2 separate regions of the Homo sapiens genome follow, and region 2 is linked to region 1. A link is an interaction called in ENCODE POLR2A ChIA-PET data of the cell type or tissue named here. Cell type or tissue: CD4-positive, alpha-beta T cell. All regions are shown on one strand.

Region 1 (8,000 bases):
TCTTATTTGGCAATGTTTACACCGGAGGAGTAGAGGCCATTGTGTGTTGGTGGCGTCTGGAAATACACAAGAGAGTCCCAGGAGAATGCCACTGTCGGTTCTTACCACAATTAGCAATTGTCAGGTCAGGGGCAGTGATTGGGTCGGTGTCACTCTCTACATGGCTGGCTCTGCGTGTTGAAACACCACTGCCTGTACCTCCACAGATGCCAAAGGGAGTGTGGGTCCTAGGACTACAGCCCCATTTCTACCCAGCCCTGGCTATCTCTCCACTCAGATCTAGGTCCTTTCTGTTCAGGAAAACGTCCTGTTTGTGTAGCCTGCTAGACAGCAAAGGCAAGTGCCAATCAGCTGGATGATCTCTCTGGGCCTCAGTTTCCCCATCTTCACAATGGACTAGTAAGTGGGAACCAGTCAAAATTGGCTCAGAGATCCCCAATAGGGTTCTAGCTCCATTGTGAAATAAATTTCAAGTGGAGCCTCGTCCTGACTCCTGTTTTCACATGCTCCCTTAGAGGGAAGGAAGGTGGACGATTAAAGATGATTGGTCGGGAGCTGGAGGAAGGAACTCCCCATTCTCCAAGAGGAGGTTCTGTTGGAATAGAGGGGCAGAGACTTGGAAGTCGCTGTTGGGCATGGCCCAACCCACTTCCATGACAGCAGCAAGACCACCACCCTCAAGAAGGAGGTGGGCTGGGGTACGAGAAGGTGGGCTGCCCAGTGGTTTCTACAAAAAGGGATAGTTGTGCTTGCAGGAGGGGTAGTGTCTCCATCTCCTGATGCCAGGGAGAAGGAGGCAGGCTGCTGGGGTGACGGAGAGCACCCTCAACTAGGTCACACTGCACTCCCTCTGTGCCTCAGTTTCCACTTCTGTTAGATGGCTGATATGATCTCTGCCCTGCCAGTTGGATTGGGGCTTCCAAAATATCAACTACTGCAAAAGAAGAGGTTGTGGCCACTGTGACTCATATACATGTACATGAACGTATCTGAAGTTTTCAGGGCTGATACTGATGTGAGGCAACCCATGCAGGCAACCCGGAGGAACTGTGTCCCTCACTCTGAGACAGTGAGAACGGACTGAGCCGGAAAGCTGATGGCCGTGAGAGGAGCAGGTTTGAAAATCACTGAATGAAGTCATGTTGTACAGAGGGGGCGGGGGTGCATACTGTGGGACGGAGGTGAGTCACAGTGCATAAGTGTTGGGGAGTCACCTTGAACTTGGGCCAGAAGAGTAGAAATATTGAGACTTGGGTTTATCTGCCTCACATCAGGTACATCAAGTTCTGGATGGCTGCCCACTGGCCAGAGACATGAGGTGGACGGCTCCCTTTTGCTGCCCTGGGAAGGCCTTCTGCTGGCTTCGGCCCCACTGAGCAAAGTCTGCTTGTTCACTGGAGTTCACACAGACTCCTTGCCAGGCCTGCCCAGAATCCTGTCTCCTCTGACTTCCTGTGCTCTTGCATAATATTTCCTTGCTCCCTGAATGGCTGGCCCCAGTGCAGGAGCAGCTCACTCACACTGCTGGACCGAGGGCAGGATGTAGAGGGAGGGCAGGGATCTGCAAACGTCACCCAGGGGTGCTCTGGGCTCTGAGGGTGGAGGGCAAGAGGGGCAGAGCCCCCTCAAATTCTTTGGAAGATTATAGCACAAGGGGAGTTGGGAAGGCCCTGGGACCATGTGCACACACATCTATCTCCATGAATTGTCTCTCCTGTAAAATTATTTTTAAAGTTGCTAAGTTGTTTTCTTCTGATTATAAAAAATATACATGTTCCCCATAAAAAGTCATAGTAAAAGAAGGCATGGAGATAAAAATAAAAATCACCAAAATTCCATCACCCAGAGATAACCACTGTTAACTCTTTGGTGAACATACTTTTCTCTATATCATGAATATTGATATATAATTACAGAATACGGGCATACTTCTAAGATATTGTAGGTTCGTTCCAGGCCACTACAGTAAAGTGAATATCACAATAAAACGAGTCACATGATTTTTTTTTGTTTCCTCGTGCATATGAAAGTTATGTTTATATTTTAGCATTATGTCTAAAAAACAATGTACATACCCTTTTTTTTTTTCTTTTTGAGACACAGTTTCACTCCGTTGCACAGACTGGAGTGCAATGGGGCAATCTTAGCTCACTGCAACTTCCGCCTCCTGGGTTCAAGCAATTCTGGTGCCTCAGCACCCCCGAGTAGCTGGGATTTACAGACATGTGCTGCCACACCCAGCTAATTTTTGTGTTTTTAGTAGAGATGGGGTTTTGCCATGTTGGCCAGGCTGGTCTCGAACTACTGGCCTCAAATGATCTGCCTGCCTCAGCCTCCCAAAGTGTTGGGATTACAGGCATGAGCCACCGCACCTGGCCAACAATGTCTATACCTTAATTTAAAAATATTTTATTGCTAAAAGAAATGCTAACAATCATCTGAGCCTTCAGTGAGTCATAATCTTCTTACTGGGAGAGGTTCTTGCCTCCATATCGGTGGCTGCAGAACTGATTAGTGTGACGGTTGCTGAAGGTTGGGGTGGCTGTGGCAATTCCTTGAAATCAGACAAGAATGAAGTTTTTTACATCAATAGAGTCTTCTTTTCAGGAAAGACTCTGCAGCATGTGATACTGTCTGATAGCATTTTACCCACAGTAAAACTTCCTTCATAATTGGTGTCAATCCTCTCAAACCCTGCCACTGCTTTATCAACTTAGTTGATGTAATATTCTAAATCCTTTGTTGTCATTTCCACAGTGTTCACACCATCTTTACCAGGAGCAAATTCCATCTTGAGAAGCCACTTTTCTTTTCTCATCTGTAAGAAGCTCTGACTCATCTGTTCAAGTTTTATCATGAGGTTGCAACAGTTCAGTCACATCTTCAGGCTCCACTTCTAGTTTTCTTGCTATTTCTTCCACATCTGCAGTTACTTCCTCCACTAAAGTCTTGAACCCCTCAAAGTCATCCGTGAGGTTTGGAATTAACTTCTTCCAGACTCCTGTTACTGCTGATATTTTGACATCCTCCCACAAATTACAAATGCTGTTAATGGTATCTAGAATGGTGAACTCTTTTCAGGTGGTTTTCAATTTACTTTGCCCAGATTCATCTAGGAATCACTATCTATGGCAGCTATAGCCTTACAAAATTTCTTGAATAAGACTTGGAAGTCAGAATTACTCCTTGATCCATGGGCTTCAGAATGGATCTTGTGTTAGCAGGCATGAAAACAACATTAATTTTGTGCGTCTCCATCAGGGCTCTTGAGTAACTAGGTGCATTGACAACGAGCACATAAACATATGTGCTGTCATCCAGGTTTTGTTGTTCCACTGATAGAGCACCAATAAAGTAGATTTGGCATAATTTTTAAGAACCCTAGGACTTACAGAATGGTAAATGATAAGTGGCTTCAGCTTAAACTCACCAGCTGCATTAGTCCCTAGTAAGAGAGTCAGCCTGTCCTTTGAAACTAGGGATTGACTTCTCCCCTCTTGCAGTGAAAGTCCTAGATGGCATGTTCATCCAGCATAAGGCTCTTTCATCTACACTGAAAATCTGTTTAGTGTAGCCACCTTCATCAATGATCTTAGCTAGATCTTCTAAATAACTGGCTGCCGCTTATGTATCAGCACTTGCTCTTTCACCTTGCATTTTTATGTTATGGAGATGTCTTCTTTCCTTAAATGTGACGAACCAACCTCTGCTAGCTTCATACTTTTCTTAATGCAGCTTCCTTACCTTGCTCTGCCTTCCTAGAATTGAAGAGAGTTAGGGCCTTGCTCTGGATTAGACTTTGGCTTAAGGGAATATTATGCCTGGTTTGATCTTCTCACTAAGCTTAATCATTCCTTAACTTTTGATTTAAAGTGAGAGATGTGACTCTTCCTTTCATTCGAACACATAGAGCCCATTGTAGAGTTATTAAAATTGGTCTAATTTCAATATTGTTGTGTCTCAGGGAATAGGAAGGATTGGGGAGGGGGAGAGAGAGATACACACACACACACACAAACACACACACGCACACAGAGGAACAATCACTGGACCAGTCAGAACACACACAACATTTATTAAGATCACTGTCTTATATGGGTGCAGTTTATGCCTAAAAACAATTACGGTGGTAACATCAAAGATCACTGATCGCAGATCATTATAATAATAGCTATAATAATGAAAGTTTGAAATATTGCAAGAATGACCAAAATGTGGCACAGATATGAAGTGAGCACATACTATTGGAAAAATGGCATGGATAAACTTGCCTGACAAACCTTCAATTTGTAAAAAGTGCAATATCTGCAAAGTGCAATAAAGTAAGGCATAATAAAACAAGGCATGCCTGTGTTTCTTAACCATTTAACACGTGTAAAACTGTGCTACCATTTTTATTAAGTTCCCATATTGTTTTTGTGTTGCTGAGAAAGTTTTTGAGTGTTGTACCCTAACCTCTTCTTTCCCGTAAGCTCTGTGGTTTTTAGTTTTGCATAGTGTGGTGATTTTTAGGAGCTCATATGCCATGTTGTAGCAGAACTACTTGTAAATTCACATGACGTGTCTTCCCTAAATTCAACATTAATTATTAGTTATTAATAGTATTAATTGTGAAGCACAATAAAATGAGGTATGCCTGCATTATCATGTTACATGCTATTGTGAAATGCATTTTCTATATAGCAATATATCAGAACTATCTCTTGCTACTAAGTTACAAAGATTTAATACATAGTTGTATTAAGTTCCACTTATAGAGGTATCATAGTGAAACCCTTATTCATTGACATGTCCAGGCTCAGAAAACAAGCTATAACCAGCCCAAGCTTATTTTCAGACCTGAAAAGCAGCATCTTTTCTATATTTCTGACCAATGTGTTATCTGAAAAGCGGCATCTTTTCTATATTTCTGACCAGTGTGTTAGCTATGGTGCCCCAGAAATAGCTGCAAAATAAAAGGTTAAGTGCCATGTAGGCCTTTCTCTAGGCTTAGAATAATTCACTTGATTACATAGGAAGAGGCTGCAATGATGACAGCTTCCAGGGCTGGGCCAGACCTTACCCTGGGTAAAATGATCCTCCAGTGTGGCCCATATGTATGCTTTGAGCCAGGAGCTGCTAGCTGGGAGAACAAGTTTTTCTTCAGTGGTATTCCTGTGACCAAGATTTCAAATAAGCTCCATTTTTAATTTTAATTGGTTATTGTCCTCCTGAAATTTTATGACACAATCTATATCTTTAAAAAGGCACTCTTTCTTCTTTATACAGTTGTTTTCATGATGTTAAAAACTTTAAAGAAAGTATCATTCAGATTTGCTGACAGTTGGAAGATTATTTTAAAAATCCAACTAGTTTAGCTGAAAAAGGTGCTATCAGTGTTTCTGTCTCATCCTTGGAAATTGTATATTTTTAAGGCTTGTGATTAGCTTTTTCTCCTCCATTGCTGATCGTGGTTGGAAGTGTGGCATAGATTTACAGTAAACTTTGATATAATGGTGATTCCTCTTTGTTTTGGAGCCAGGTGCCTGCGGTATTTGCTTATTTTCTTTGATTCATTTTTAAATTGAGTTGAATGTTTGATTTAATCAGAAGTGATAGTATGAGGCTGGGGATGATTGCTTGTGGTTGGGAATTGCTTGTAAAGTTTACTGTTTAGTCAAGACAAATCGTTTCCTAAAGCTCTCTTTTTCAGATTTCTTGTCTATGTGGGAAAGCATGATAATGCCAGTCAGTTTAAACATATTTAAGAGTTCCCAGGCATCTTCGAACAGAAAAATTTGCAACAAAATTTGGCAACGGCAGAATGCGAGGATTTTTGCCTCATTTTGTTTATAGTTGTCTGCTCTTCAGGCAAATGATCTATTACAACAATCTGAATAATTACAGTCTCTCCTTCAATTTATTCACCCTGGACTCCTTTTTCTAGAATTACTGGCCAGACTCTTATTACACCAAATTCCTTGACTCTATTCCCGAGGAATGAGGATGGGACTAGGAGTAAAAGTTAAAGAGAGAAACTAATTGTTGCCTGCTTTTCAAAGTTTTCGGTGTGTGGAAATTTGTTGATTTTGTAATTGCTCCCTTAGTTGGTCATTACCCGATTCTGGTAGGGTACTTGCCATGTGTACACATTTAGGGAGTGCAAAGGGACAGTAAGACTTAATTGGTCCTGGGAATTGTTGAACAGGACTTTGTTGAAATGGCTACTTCTGTACAATGCACATGGAGCAGCTGTTGGCATAGCAACTCCTACGTGGAAAAGTGCACGCCGCTTGCAGATGACTTTTGCAGTGCTCAGTGTTAATTTGATAAATGGCTTTTCTAATAGCAGTTTGTGGGCTAATGGAAAGATCGAAGCAAACCTTCATTAACGGAAAGGAGAATAGGGATTTTGAAGCCACTGGGTGAACACACTGGACAGCCAGAGCTAAATCTCCATTTTCAGCTGTGTCTCTTTTTCACAGCAGATATGCTTGGAGTGTGGCAGATGAAAGTAAATTAAGAAAACTGTCTGCCCGTGCCATTATCATCTTAGATTTTAAGCAGGGAGAGGTTTTGGAGTCCTTTCTATTCAAGATACTTAACTTTGTGTGAGAGTTTAGTTTAAGAGTACTGTAGAAGCTTTGCATTGTGTTGTCGTTTTCCTTTGCTGGTAGTGGTGGGGTTAAGGTGGTTAAATCGTTTTTTATTGTGGTAAAATATACATAACAAAAAATGTTTACCATTTTAACTATTTTTAAGCCTGCAATTCAATGGCATTAAGTACGTTCATATTGTTGGGCTACAAGCACCACTGCTCAAGAACTTTTTCATCATCTCAAATGGAAACTCTGTACTCATTAAATAATAACTCTTTATTCCCCACATGCTCCAATCCCCGATAATCACTATTCTACTTTCTCTATGAATATGACTATTCCAAGTAGATTGTATATATAGACATATAAAGTATTTGTCCTTTTATGTCTGGCTTATTTCACTTAGCATAATGTTTTCAAGGTTCATCCAAGTTACAACATGTATTCAAAGTTTTATTTCTTTTTAAGGCCGAATAATATCCTATTGTGTGTAGACACTATATTTTGTTTATCTGGTCTTCTGTCAAGGGACATTTGAGTTGTTTCCACCTTTGGGTGTTGTGAATCATGGTGAACATGGTGTACAATTTGAGTCCCTGCTTTCAGTTTTTTTGGATATAGACCTAGAAGTGGAATTTCTGGATCATATGGTAATTCTGTGTTTATTTTTTTCAAAAACTGCTGTACTGTCTTCCATAGCAGCCATACCATTGTACATTTTCACGAGCAATGCATAAGAGTTCCAGTTTCTTCATTTCCCTGCTAACACTTGTTATTTTCTGTTTTTTGTTTTGTTTTGTTTTTGTTTTTAGATATCAGCCATCCTAGTGGGTGTGAAGTGGTATCTCATTGTGGCTTTGATTTACATTTTCCTAATGATCAGTGATTTGTCTTTATAAACATATTGCCTGTTCCTTGCCCCCCACCCCACCCCCGCACCCCCACAACAGCCTGTGTGGGAATGGAAATCACTGCCCCATTGTTTACACCTGTGAGGCAAACAAAGACTATCAACATAATGATATTTGGGAGTGAAAGGTGTCAGGGAGAGAAGGATGAAGGCACCATAAGGTTATTATATATAATAACTGGCATATAGGATATAGTACAGGCACCTCAGTAGACCTATTTTCAGTTCGTGCTGTGGAGCATGTGAAACTATTTTAAATAGAGGCCTTTGGGACTTAAGTAACTTCAACTCTCTGAATGAGGTTTAAGGCAAGCTTGCTGTGGGCTGGATCTATCCTGTATAATCCCTACTGATTTGGGTGATGTATAGGTACCCTTCCCTGAAATTCTTCCCTGAGAATAATTATTGTTGTCATCTACTACGGAATCCTGGGCCCACTTTCTTCCTTCTTCTTGGGGGAGGAAATCTCCCAGACATCTTGCCAAGCATTTGCTTAAGTCTTTGAACCGCTG
Region 2 (8,000 bases), 220 kb after region 1:
AGTTTTCTTAGTCTACCTTTGTTATAGTTTGAATGTATGTGTCCTTCCAAAATTTATGTTGGAACTTAAACCCCAAGGTGATAGTATTAAGAGGTGGAAACTTTGGGAGGTAATTTGGAAGGGGAGAGCCCTCATGGATGGGATTAGTGCCCTTATAAAAGGGCTTAAGAGTTTTTTGTTGTTTGTTTTAACCCCCTTTTCCCTTCTACCATGTGAGGTCATAGTGTTTGTTCCTTTCCCTCTGGAGCATGCAGCAACAAAATGCCATCTTGGAAGCAGAGCGTGAGCCCTCACCAGATGCCAAATCTGCTGATTCCTTGATCTTAGACTTCCCAGCCTCTAGAACTAAGAGAAATGAACTTTTATTATTTATGAATGACCCAGTCTATGGTAGATTGCTATGACAGCAGGAAGAGACTAAGACAACCTTCAGATAACACTATATCATTTAATGCGCAATGTAAGGATTTTATAAGAATATAGTTCTATTTCTGTTTTTCTATCCCTTTTGTTATTATTGTTATAGGTTCTATTTCTACATGTTATAAACCATGTAATATACTGCTATTAGTTTTGCCTTAGATGGTCAATTGTGTTTTTTATTTTTTTAATTATATATATATATCTAACATTATATATCTAACATTATATTATATATCTAATGTTATATTATATACCTAACATATTATATATCTAACATTATATATAATGTTATATCATATATAGTGTGTGCATGTATGTGTAGATAGATAGATAGATAGATAGATAGATAGATAGATAGATAGATAGATAGAATGGTTTGGGGTTTTTTTGTTTTGTTTTGTTTTTTTGAGACATGGTCTGGCTCTATCACTCAGACTGGAGTGCAGTGGCATGATCTCAGCTCATGCAGCCTTGAACTCCTGGGCTCAAGTGATCTTTCCACCTCAGCCACCTGAGTAGCTGGGACTATAGGAGTGTGCCACCACACCCAACTATATTTTTGTATTTTTTGTAGAGATGGGGTTTTGCCATGTTGCCTAGGCTGGTCTTAAACTCTCCAGCTCAAGCAATATACCTGCCTCAGCCTCCAAAAGTTCTGGGATTACAGGTGTGAGCCACCATACCCGGCCAAGGTCAATTATGTTTTAAAGGAATTTTGTAACAGAGAAAGAAATGTCTCATATTTACCCATATATTTACCATTTCTGGTGCTCTTCATTTCTTTGTGTAGGTCAGTGGTTTCATGTGGTACCATGTTTTTTCTGCCTCGGGAACTTTATTTTGTATTTCTTGTATTGAAGATCTTCTGGTTTAAAAAAAACTTTAAGCCTTTTGTTGTCTGACAAACATTTATTTTACCTTCAATTTTACAGAATATTTCTGGTGGATATAGAATTCTAGATTGACAGTGCTTTCTTTTTCTTTTATCACTTTAAAGACGCGATTTCATTAAGTTCTAGTTTGCATTATTTCTGAAGAGAAGTCTGCAATTATATCTGTCTTTGTTCCCTGTATAAAATGTGTCTTTTTTTCTCTTTCTGCTTTTAATTTTTTTCTACTTATTACTGGTTTTCAGTGATTTAATTACAAAGTGCCTCGCTTGATATGGTTTGCTTTGTTTTTCTCCTACTTTGGATTTGTTGAGCTTCTTGGCGCTATACGTTTACAATTTTCATGAAATTTGGGACTTGTTTTTGGCCTTCAAATCATCACCGTTAATCCTTTTCGAGGACTCCAGTTTTTAATATCATCTTAAGGTGACTGAGGCTCTGTGTTTCTGTGTTTCTTTTGTTTCCTTTCTCTCTGCTTTAATTGGGACAGTTTCTATTGCTATGTCTTCAGTGTCACAGATATTTCATTCCACAATGTCTAACCTACTGTTAAGTTCAGCCACTGAATTATTCATTACAGGTGTTGTATTTTTTAGCTCCAGAAGTTCCATTTGGTTATTTTCTATATCTTCCAGTTTTTTCTTCACTATGTTCATGTTTTCCTTTAAATCCTTGTTTTATTTTAATTTTTTAAGTCCTTGTCTGCTAACGTTATTATCTCTGTCATTTTGGGGTTTGTTTCTATTAAATGATTTTTCTCCTGATTTTGGGTTCTATTTGCCTACTTATTTGCATATCTAGTATTTTTAACATTCTGAATTTAATGTTGTTAAATGTCTGTATTTTGTTGTTTTAAAAATGGTAAAATTTGTTTTGGCTGGCAGTTACGGTAGTAGCGGATGAACTTCCTCTTTTTGAGGCTGCTTTCTAAACCTTGTTGGAGGAAGTCTAGAGTTACCTCACTTTTCGGCTTAGTTAGCCCTTCTCCTAATGCCTTACCCTTTTGGGATTTCTACTGAATTCCCTGGACAGTCAGCAAGGTTTCTTCACATTGGCGAGTTGAAACTCAAACATTGCCCAGTGAGCCCTGGGAACCAATCAGCTCACAGCTCCGCAGTAGTTCTTTGCATCGCACTGTGAAGTTTCACCTTATGCATGTGCAGCTTAGTATTCAGCAACAGATTCACAGGGATTCCAGGAGCCTGTTTTGCTGTTATATTCTCTCCTTTCTGATACTCTGCCTTGAAAAGTCTGCTCAACTATCTCCTCAACTCAGCAAGACCACTATGCTCTGCTTGGGTTCCCCCTCATTGTGCTGCAATTTAGACAGCATTTTTCAGCAGAAAGTTAGAGTGATAGGGTTTGCCCCATTTGTTCCCTACTTTCAGGAATCACGGTGCTGTGCTACATGCTGTTCAATGTCTGAAAAGAGAGGTTTCATATATTCTGTTCAATTTTAAAGTTGCTCACATTAGAAAGGTACAGCCAATACCAGTTATTTGGGTATGGTAGAGGTGGAAATCTCTACTCCCTCTACATGAAGCACATTAATAAAGTGATCTGCTTCTCCAGTCTCTTCTCAGGAGCCTGGGTTGCAAGCAACAGAAGCTGTTTGTGGCTGATTAAACAGAAAGAAATCTTAAAAGGATCACAGGCAGGTCACAGGATTTAGAAAGGCTAGAGAAGCTGCTCAAGATAGAAACAGTGTCCGACACATGACTCAGGAACTAATTTGATGAGAAAACCACTTTCAATACCATTGCTTTCACCAAACCCTAGACAACTCATGTGTACAGTTGTCACTTCTGAACCAGGAACTCAATTATACCACAACCAACACCACTGCCTGCCCTGATGTGCCACTTCCTGGGTCAGGAACTGAACTGTGTACCCACCACTAAAGCTGCAGCCTCCAGAGACAATGTGCCCTGTATTTAACTCTGGCTACACTAGCTTTTAAGTCTGACAAGGAAAGCAAGAGTCTGTAATTTCAGCTTCTATAAGGAAGGGATATTCTTTTCTTCCCACCAAGGCTCACCATGTAGAAGATTCTTCAAACCCAAAATGTGGTTCTGATGTCCAGTGGCCAAAACATCCACTATGGAAGAACAACTCTGTGTGAGTCTTGGGATGGTTTTCTGGCACTCTTGGTTCTGAAACATAAAATAAAATCATTAATTTCATTTTTGGAGGAGGGATCTGTGATCTAGCCTCCTTTGGAGCCTATGAGAGGAGACCACTCCTAAATCATATGAGTATTCCATACCAGCAACCTCTAAGGAAATGTCCTTTCCTATAGTTCAGCAATGGGTGGTGATGCCATCAGTCACAATGACTAGTCTCCTGACCTTAGGTTGCAGCAGAAAACAGTTAGAAATGAAAATGGCAAAACATTAAGAGCGCTTGAGCCGAAGTTCTCAGAGGCTGGGCCATTCTTCTGAGTTTCTGGTATGTAATCAACTAGAAAAAGAGATCTATGTACATTCTAACTGGGAATGAAAACCAGGCAAACCAATCCTACTGGATTTATTTATCAGCGTGATCATTAGGAACCAGTGACCTTTAAGAAATTGCTGTGGTGTTTAACTCATTGCAGTGTACCTACACTGGAGTGCAAAGAGAAGAGGGTGCCAATGGGAGGTTTTAGTGGCAGGGAGAAAAATAGGGATAGGGGTAGGTAGGGCATGTGGCAGGATGCTGCAGGGAAGGCCAACAGGCACCCTGGGGAGTGAAGAGGCTGCAGTGTGAGGATTCTGGGCATTGTGGTGGGAAGAAGCATAACATAACAGCAGGGCAGCACCAGTGTTAAAGAATGCCCATCATTTTATCTCCTTACCAGTGACTTCTAAGAAGATGGTTCACAGAGGGAGAAGAATACAGGCCAAAATTAGGGATTCAGTCAGTATGGACTCCTGTATTGACAATCCACCTGAAATTTGGAACAAATCACAGATTAGATTTGGAGCCATCTCATCTTCCTCTCCTCTTAACATTTGCCTCTCTCCTAAACTTCTTTTTTTTTTTTTTGAGACAGTGTCTTGCTCTGGCGCCCAGCCTGGAGTGCAGTGGCACCATCTCAGCTCATTGCAACCTCTGCCTCCCGTTTCAAGTGATTCTCCTGCCTCAGCCTCCCGAGTAGCTGGGATTACAGGCACCCGCCACCACGCCTGGCTAATTTTTGTATTTTTAGCGGAGATGGGGTTTCACCATGTTGGCCAGGCTGGTCTCAAACTCCTGACCTCAACTGATCCTCCCATCTCGGCCTCCCAAAGTGCTGGGATTACAGGTATAAGCCACTTTGCCTGGCCTCTCCTAAAATTCTTTATTTCCAGTGTAGCCAGGGGAAGGCCTAGGAACGTTGACCCTTAGGCAATAATGTAGATGTATATTGCTGGTTGCCTCCTCAGCATGCATTCCCCCAGACTTGTCACCCACTGTGCAGAAACCACAGAACCTGGGTAGGTGTGAAACCCCAGCCCCTGTGGGGGCAGGGCTGATATGCCCAATTAGGATAGTCCCAACTCCTTGCCATAGTGATGGTTTTAGGGATGGACAGTAGCCCAGGCCTAAGGCAACAGTCACCTGACAGTTTACTACCCACCATGACTGGTTCAGGGATGAACTAAGTTGAGCTAATCAGAAGAAGTTCAAGACTTTGTTCAATGAGTGGGTCAAGAGAAGCTCTCTTTCCTTCTGGAAAACATGGTATATGGATGGTGATGCCTGGACTTGGTGCAACCATTTTGCTTCCAGGAAAGAAGGTATGCTGAGTAGAAAGTTGACTCATAGAGAAGAAGAAAAACTGAGAGATGTGCAGAAAAAAAAAAAAAGAGTTCTGATCAATTCATGCCTGAAGCTTGGACTGCTTCTGGATTTTTCCATAACAGAAGTCCATACACTTCCCTCATTGCTGAAGCTGGTTCGAGTTGAATTTTCTATGACTTGCAACCTAAAGCATCCTAGCCACAACACCAAATGATCCCTTGGAGTCCATTTTTCCATTTCCTAAGCAGACATGAGGGAACACACAAAATGATGCAAATGAATGTGTTTTAGAACATACTGTCCTCTAGAGTTCTAATCTCAGCTTGATTTAGACAGTCAGTTGCGTGGTTAGGAAACAATCGGAGATGGAAAGGCTCAAAAAGCAAGGAAGAAGTCCAAAGAAGAAGTGGGAAGATAACAACAGAGGACATTAAAAAGAAAAAAAAAAGTAGATGAAATCATAATGTAGATGCCTCAGAGTTATCGTAAAAACCTTGTTCTCTCTCGCCTCCTCTGTCATCCCCACATCCCCACACTGCTACCAAGCCCTGTGGATTCCATCATCCAAATCTCCCTGAAACCCACTGCCTCCTCTTCATGTTCACTGCCATGCTTGGGTCAGACTGTTGTGATCTGTCTCCTCCTGGCTCTTTCTGCCTTCACCCTTATCCTTTCCAAATCCATTTTCTATGAGTCTCAGAGTGACCTTCCCAAATGACAGGTCCAAGCTTGTCATTTTTTTACTCAAAAACTTTTGATACCTTGTCAATGTGGAATATGGCAAATGCATTAGCTTTGAAGAGAGATGATTTTGAAACCTAGCTCTGCCACTTACCAGCTGTGTGATCTGGGGCAAGCTTCTTAATCTCATCATCTAATGTGAACTATAGATATAATATTATAATAGGATTCCTTTGGTTACCAGTTACAGAAAACTAACCCCTACTCACTGGGCAAAAAAAAAAGGGGAAGATTTATTAACTCAAATGACAAATCAGAGAACAGTTGTGCAACAGGATCTCGGGGGTGATGCAAATTAGTAACTCACAGATGGCCTGTTTACTCTCTGCCCTTTGTGATGGGGGAGTAGTGGTGGTGGTGGTGGTGGTGGTGTTCTCTCTCTCTCTTTGCTTCTCTCTGCACTTTAGCTATATTTCCTTGGACTGGCTACTTTGTGAATGGCTGAAACATAAATGACCTACAGCTTCCAGGCTCACATCGCTCAGTTTAGTTAGCAAAAGAGGAGAAACTCCTGCTGTGAATCCCAAATTCAAAATTCTCAGGCAAGGCTTGGTGGCTCATGCCTATAATCCCAGCTTCTTGGGAGGCTGAGGTGAGAGAATTGCTTGAGCCTGGGAGGTTGAGGCTATAGTGAGCTGAGACTGCACCACTGCATTCCAGCCTGGGTGACAGAGTGAGACTCTGTCTCAAAAACACACACAAAAAAAAATTCAGGAAAGAGTTCTAATTGTCCCATCTTGAATCAGGTGTCCACCTAGGGATCAACAGGTACCAGGGGCAGGATGTATAAGAAGACGGCAGCTTCCAAGATTACAGAGATTACATTATAAAAACATTTAGCAGAAGCAAATGGTGCTGTTCTGGATAGACAAACCAATAGATACTCTCTACAAAGTTTACAAGGTTGTTTGGGGGATGAAATAAGATGTCCTATATCAATGAGCACCAAATACCCGGGACCATAACTGGATACAGTATACAGCAGATGCTCTAGAAATTTGTGTTTATTCCCTTCATTACATCCTCGCTCCCAGAACCACTGCTTGCCTAGACAGTGCCTTCATCTTTTGCTACATAGACCAAGGTTCCCCTCTGAGTGGATGCACCCCTATGGGCACAGGGTTTGACAAACAGAAGTCACATTTGTGGTAAGAAAAAAGTGCCCTTCTTGCAATGAACGCAGCCTTGAGCTGGGACCATGCCTTTGTAGTAAGCGTGTGGGTCAGATTTCTTCCTCAGTGGCCCCATTGGCCCTGGCCTTTGGCCTTTGTACAGTGGAGACTGCCCAACCCATGCCAGACCCTGCATTCTTCATATGGCTTTCAGAAGCTCATGGACTGCCTGCATTATATGGTTCCCAATTAAATACAAACCAGTTCCCCAGCACCACTAATCATGCACTCTGTCCACCTTACATGCCTCACCATTCCCAGGAAGTTGTGTGCTGTTCCTTCTTGCTTTGATGCAGTGCTCTTGGCCTTTCCCAGGCATTCTTACCTTACTCCCATTAGACTCTTAAGCCCCAGGTCAATGACATCACTTCTGCAAATCCTTCCTCAACACACCTGGACCTATGTACTAATTGCCTCCTCTGCACCTCCAGAAGCCTATTCTCTATTCTCTAGCACAGCACTGCTCACACTATAGAGTGCTTTCCTGTTTGCTAATAAGTTCCTTGAATGGTTTAGCTAGAAGTGACTGTGGCTTTCCAGCTCTTTGTCCCCAGCCCAGGAATAAAATCTGGCATCTAACAGACCTCAATAAATGCTTGTTAATTGAAATATGGAATGAATTAAGTATGAGAGGAAGGAGGGAGTACAGGAAAAAGAGTAAGAGAAGGCTGATTAGGAATTTCACTGTTCTCAGCCAGATGCAGTGACCTGTAAGCCCAGAACTTTGGGAGGCTGAGGCAGGCGGATCACTTTGAACTCAGGAGTTCGAGACTAGCCTGGGCAACGTGGCGAAACCCCGCTCTGCAAAAAAATACAAAAATTAGCTAGGCATGATGGCACATGCCTGTAATCCCAGCTACTTGGAGGCTGAGGCTGGAGAATCACTTGAACCAGGGAGGCAGAGGTTGCAGTGAGCCAAGATCATGCCTTTGCACTCCAGCCTGAGCGACAGAGTGACAGAGAGACAGAGCAAGACCCTATCTCAAAAAAAAAAAAAAGAAAGAAAAAG

Evidence for each region. Peaks named below come from ENCODE experiments on the same cell type or tissue, not always from the same donor. Only the 100,000 strongest peaks of a DNase experiment are listed, where the experiment ranks them.
Region 2: POLR2A ChIA-PET joins it to region 1 with 12 read pairs; 2 of 35 experiments call an interaction of 5 or more read pairs at or near these places.

The regions. Positions count from the first base shown.
Region 1 is chr2:46,314,183-46,322,182 of GRCh38, forward strand. The region is part of intron 1 of EPAS1 (endothelial PAS domain protein 1); the gene reads left to right. Among named protein-coding and RNA genes, the nearest start is that of EPAS1, 21 kb to the left of the region's middle. In CD4-positive, alpha-beta T cell, no CTCF peak of the experiment used is centred here; no DNase peak of the experiment used is centred here.
Region 2 is chr2:46,532,462-46,540,461 of GRCh38, forward strand. ATP6V1E2 (ATPase H+ transporting V1 subunit E2) reads right to left here. Exons shown (of 5, transcript NM_001318063.2): 3 at 4,150-4,242; 4 at 3,352-3,466. Among named protein-coding and RNA genes, the nearest start is that of RHOQ, 6.0 kb to the right of the region's middle. In CD4-positive, alpha-beta T cell, no CTCF peak of the experiment used is centred here; DNase peaks (open chromatin) are centred at 2,320, 3,130 and 6,110; H3K4me3 peaks cover 600 bases; H3K27ac peaks cover 1,008 bases.